2 separate regions of the Homo sapiens genome follow, and region 2 is linked to region 1. A link is a contact called in ENCODE Hi-C or POLR2A ChIA-PET data. All regions are on one chromosome and are shown on one strand. Each heading gives the region's core, a stretch centred on a gene start or an enhancer-like site at or near the end of the contact. The rest is flanking DNA. Distances are from core to core; before and after follow the strand shown.

The links. Hi-C counts contacts between places; a loop is a spot of excess contacts on that map. ChIA-PET counts read pairs that join two places held with the same protein, here RNA polymerase II (POLR2A). Pooled maps may share reads with other maps.
Region 2: a loop to region 1 is called in a map of chondrocyte, with 2.1 times the contacts of the local background. The contact joins two enhancer-like sites. A Hi-C loop is called at or near these places in 2 of 168 maps with a recorded cell type or tissue (Caco-2 and chondrocyte) and 1 of 50 pooled maps. POLR2A ChIA-PET finds 5 or more read pairs at or near these places in 2 of 52 experiments (K562 and OCI-LY7).

Annotation. Positions count from the first base shown.
Region 1 is chr9:106,796,062-106,798,729 of GRCh38, forward strand. No RefSeq gene overlaps it. Among named protein-coding and RNA genes, the nearest start is that of ZNF462, 66 kb to the right of the region's middle. Within about 2 kb of position 1,335, at least 2 of the 41 ENCODE cell types and tissues checked have a DNase peak (open chromatin) inside an H3K27ac peak, as active enhancers do.
Region 2 is chr9:106,696,718-106,699,385 of GRCh38, forward strand. No RefSeq gene overlaps it. Among named protein-coding and RNA genes, the nearest start is that of LINC01505, 82 kb to the left of the region's middle. Within about 2 kb of position 1,359, at least 14 of the 41 ENCODE cell types and tissues checked have a DNase peak (open chromatin) inside an H3K27ac peak, as active enhancers do.

The DNA of each region.
Region 1 (2,668 bases), core at 85-2,584:
TCAAGCTTAATGTTGGACAAAAAAGAAGTTGCAGACTAAGGATGCCTTTGAGTTGACTGATGGATATAATTAACCAGAATGGCTTGGTAGTTTCCTCATTGCTCCATATACCATGTCTTCTTAACAATAGGAGCCAGTTATAACAAATCATCAATGAAAGAGCACAGAATTGAAATTTAGAAACATTAGGTTCACATCCCAGCTTCAATCTTGAGCAAATTAATTAAACTTTTAGGGGCTTATTATCCCTATTTGTAAAACATTGAAAATAGTACCACTTTACAGGGTTTTGTTTAAGCATCAGTGGGATAATATATGTGAAAACCTTTATCATAGCACCAAGTAAATAAAGACTTGCCCCCAAACATCAGTACTGGATCAGAAAAACAGCTTGGGCTCCAAATAAGATCATGGTCTGCTTATGCCAGATGTTGAGTCTTTGTTCTAATGATATAGTAGAATGAGTCTTAGCTCTAATGAAAGAGTCTTTGCTCTGTTGAACTTAGAGATCCTGAGTCATATTAGTTGGAGACCAGACCTGACCCATCTTTATATTAACCATCAGCAAATGCATTCTTATTTGAGTGACTAGAAAATTTAGGACTTTTAAGAAGTCGTTGCTTTTCTGTTTGTGATTTTTTTTTAGGTGCTCAACAAGAGAACCTACCTTTACCTCAATGTAAAAAAGCCATAAAAATCTGACAACACAACTGCTTAAATTAAAAAAATATATATATGCAGAACTTCAGACAGAAAAGGTAGAGTATCCCTCAGATTTAGTAAAGTTTTGGGTAGGGAACTAGCTGATTTTAAGACACTAGACTAGAGCTGCCTTGATATTATAACATAGTATGCATGACTAATATCTGGCATAGTTTTCAAACATAAATCTATTCCCCATAAACTTTGACTATGTGTGGCTCCCTCTCCAGTGTAAAATTTTGTCTGAGGAAAATTCCAAAGAGTTTCACTGAATACAAAAAACTGAAGAGAGCAAACTTAACAAATAAGACATTTTGGAAAAGGTCAAAGGATATTTAAGAGAGCTTGCCAAGATAAACAGCATAGGTTCAAAGAAAAAAAAAACTTATAATAAATTAATATTTTAGAATCCAATATATGTCACTCTCCTTGTATATTAGAATGAAATAGACATCCATTTAACAAGTACTCACCAAGGAGAAATTGATTTTGGGGGCCCACTGGACATTCACACCACAGTTTGCTACTGATACAATGAAAGGTTAATGTACCCAGTCACACAGAGCCAGTGAAGGAGGCTTGAGGTTGCACCTCATTCATGACCAAATCATCTTCAGGCAACCAAGAGACTTCCTGGAAACTTCTGTGAGAAGCTGTGGACTTTGCCATCCTGGGCCATTTATCCAGGCATGATGTTTAATTAGTGCACACAAAGTCGACGTGAAGGCTTGGCAACTCATCCTCTCACCCCTGTTGGGTTCATTGCCTCATTAGAAAAGCCCTGGATGACTAACCAGCCAGACAAAACTAACAAGCACATTTTCCACTGTCCACAGTAGCAGTAGCTAACATTTTTATAAAGATATAAGGTTTACAAAGTGATTTTATGTATGCAATACTCTCTGTTGCAGAGTAGCAGACAAAGCACCAGACCTTGGATTTCAAAGACCCGAGTCTATATCTCAATCGTCTCAATCCTGCCATTATGTGACGCTGGAAAGAGTGCTAATGCTGCCTGCCTCACAGGGAGTTGTTGGGATTATCTGAGATAGTACATGTAAACATAACTACCCCTTTGCAGGTGCTCAGTGATGATTGTCGTGACCCAATCTACTGCCTTCCCACTTCTCCAACCATTTAATTTGAAGAGTGAAATTGCCTAAATTGTCTGCTCTACATCTGAAGATATGGTGGCCCCAGAGTGACCCCCTATGTAGATCAGATGGTCAATGACAATAGAGGTTAACTGAGAAGATCATAATAGGAGATTCAGACAGGAAAGCTGGAATAGAAGACAACGTCAGCTAGGTTGACCCATCTTCAGATAAAATCTTATTGCCAATCCAGACTTCCTAGAAATTATTTTCTAGCTAAGCATGATTCTTGTTAGTTGCTGAGCTAATGTGATTATGCTGTATCCATGTGACCAAAGGAAACACTTTGAATAAAACACAGAAGAATGTTAACATTTAACTCTACAATAGAGGTCTTGTCTCTTGCCTCTTTTTCTTCTCCCATGTTTTGTTTCAAAACTCCAGGACTGAGTCCTCAGCTCCCTCAAGAGAAGGGGGCTGGGGCTCACACAGCAACTGTATTTGAAGGAAAGCAGTGATTACCTCTCCTATCTTTCACAGTCAAATAAATATTTACTAAGTAAGGACACATAGCATACATTAAAATTAATGCTTCGCACAGCTTTGGAAATGTCTGTCATATCTGTCAATGTTTCAATAGCTCCACGACTGTGAATGGCTCTGCTGTCTCTCAGTGAGAGCTGCCATTTTCCTGATGGTGCTCTGCAGGAGGCTGGGCCTGATTACACACTCGGAGCCTGAGGACGGGCAGCTAAGCGGACGAAAGCTCAAGGGAGAGAGGGAGAGCTTATAAAGTTATTGTTCAGTGAGGTCTGCGGCTGCTCTACAATATTTTTGGAGAGCAATTTAATGGTGATTTCAAATAAAGAGAG
Region 2 (2,668 bases), core at 109-2,608, 99 kb before region 1:
ACTTCCATACTTGTCCAGTCAAATCCATTCCATCCTCCCCAATAGAAAGGGAGAATTTTTTAAAAATGTAATTTTACTCATGTCCCCTTCCAGCTCAAAGTCCTCCAATTCTCATATCCCTGACCAGAACATGTTCCTTACAAGGCTTTGCATGATTGGAACCCTGCCCATTTCTTCAAGTTTATCCCACACCATTCCAATCTCCCCAACTTCCCCTCCCTGCTATATTACTTTCTACACCCCTGTCCCATAGCTGTTTTCTCAGTGATGTGAATACCCTTAAGCTCTTCCCTACCTCAGGACCTTTGTACTTGCTGTTCCTTTCCCCTGGCTCTTTGAATGGCTGCTGACTCCTTTACGTCTTTCATACCTCAGCTCAGATTTCACTTCCTTAGTGACGTCCTTCCTGACGGCCCCCAAATGCTTGTTTTCGTAGTATTTACTGCATAGTTCTTATGAGGTTTAAATGAGAAATGCCTTTAGAACAGTGCTTGGCACATAAGAACTGCTCATTAAAAGTTGTGATAATTATCATCATCATATCATCCTCCTTCTCTGCCACAGTAGCCTATTAAATTGCATGGAGAACACTAACAGGAGTGTGTGACTGTGATGTGTGTTTACTTCCTTTCTTTTTGTCTATCTGATTATTAGTTCCCTAAGGGATAGATCTTGTTTCTCTTTCCCCCGGTGTACCCTCACCTAGCCTCGCAGCAAACTGCCAGTCACAGAGCCGGCTCTCAAACATTTATTGAAGGAATGAATGAAAGTGAGTGCCTCTTGGCTGTCAAAGGAGTTCAAATTGCTAAAACCCCACAAAGGCCCAGGGCAGTTTCACCATTAGGGCAGACCTGCACCTGGTTCCAGAGAACAGCACTGCATATGCTCCCAGGCAATTGCATTTGCGTGTCTCAAACACTTGCCTGAAACCGGTACAGAATTTCATCTGATTTCTGATGACTCCCATCCCTCCTTCTTCCCTCCCATCCCTTGATCTCCCTCGCATTTTCCTGTTTGTATTCAACGCGTCCCTGCTTGTGCGAGAAAAGCAAAGAATCCCACAAAACTCTTTTCTTTATCCTCTTTCCAGAAAAATGGGCCAATTCACAGCTGCAATGGTTGGGAGAATTTCCTGTCTGGGAGTCTGGAAACTGCCAAGAGTGGAAAGCTGCAGCCAGCCAGCGAGGCCTCTGTTGTCACTGGCCCAAACAACAACAAAAACAACCGCAACAACAACAACAACAACAAAACATGCCACGTGTGCACTGGCATATACAAACACGCCCACAGAACCAAACCAAGCGGACAAGGCTTCAAGGAGAGCTTCTGGGCGGCTCATTCCCGCGGCGAGGCATATCCCTTGGCATGGTGCCACTGCAGCCCAGCTCCCAGCCCCCCCGCCATCTGTCATCAGCGCTCTGCCTACTGTAAGTGTGCCGACACAGTACACGGAGGCTAACAAGTAGCAAATGGAGGGGAAGAAAAAACAAAGCCACTGCAGTCAGTGGGAGAGGTGGCTAGGGCTTTGACATAAACTGACAAAAAGCTGGGAAATTTAAACTGAAAGTTTGCCCTCAAGACTTTCAGCTGTGAGGGTTGGACTGGGGAGGAGGGAAGGGTGTACGGTGAGGGAGGTTGGCAGGGAGCAGTCTGCAAAAAAGCTGGTGAGATAGAGTTAAGTAGGCCGGCTTTTTCCAGACTCTATGAATAATATGAGACATTACTTAAAATCCATTCTGACTGTTCATAGATTGCCCAAGAAGGCTTTCCCTTACAAGAAAAAAAAAAAAAGGAACTAAAAAAAAAAAAAAAAAACGCAAAACTTTTTCCAATAGAACTTCTGAAGGAAACATTTAATCAGGACACTGCGTGTAATATAATACAGGTTGCTAATTTTCCTATCAAATAATCACCTCCAGAGCAATTAGGATAAATTGTCCTTACCTTATTGTTAAATTAGTTGTCAGCTTTATGTTGTCATTTAAGGAATCGTTGGGGAAAAATCAGGGTATTTGTTATTTTGCAACGTTTTTTCACTATAACAAAAAATATTTTTTAAAACCTAATTGTCTACCAAAAATCTACAGCAGCAAAAGAACCTAAATCGGCTAAGATTCCTGCTAAACTGTGTCTAGAACTTTTGTGTGAGTGGCACAGACTGTCTGCATGCACTTGGATGGATGATTGTCTTGTGGTTTTCATTCCTTGTCATTAAATGCAGAGACTCTTTCCCTTAAAATCTTAAATATAAGGACCCAGACTACCAGGCATTTGATGATCCTCTCACAAGCTTGGCATTGCTCTATGTTAGAGACGGAGAAACTAAGGCTAAGAGAGTTTAAAATTACTCAAAGTTAAAATGGCAGAACCTCAGGATCTTCGGACTTGAGGCCCTACCCTTTTGTTTTAGACAGTGAGATTCTGCTAAGCTGCTACTATTTCACTTTGCCCTTTTAGTTCTCGCCACAAAGCCACAAATGCTATAAATGCTAATTCCCACTATTCAAAAAATATTAATTAAGCAAGCAAAATTGCAGTAAGTTTTAACTAATACGGCCAGCAACAAACCAGCTCTCATTCTGTTTGTTTGCCAGTTAAGTGTTACTATTTGATCATTTTAATAGCTGATTACTAAAAAAATTAAACTCTGCAAAAGGAGTTTCAATCC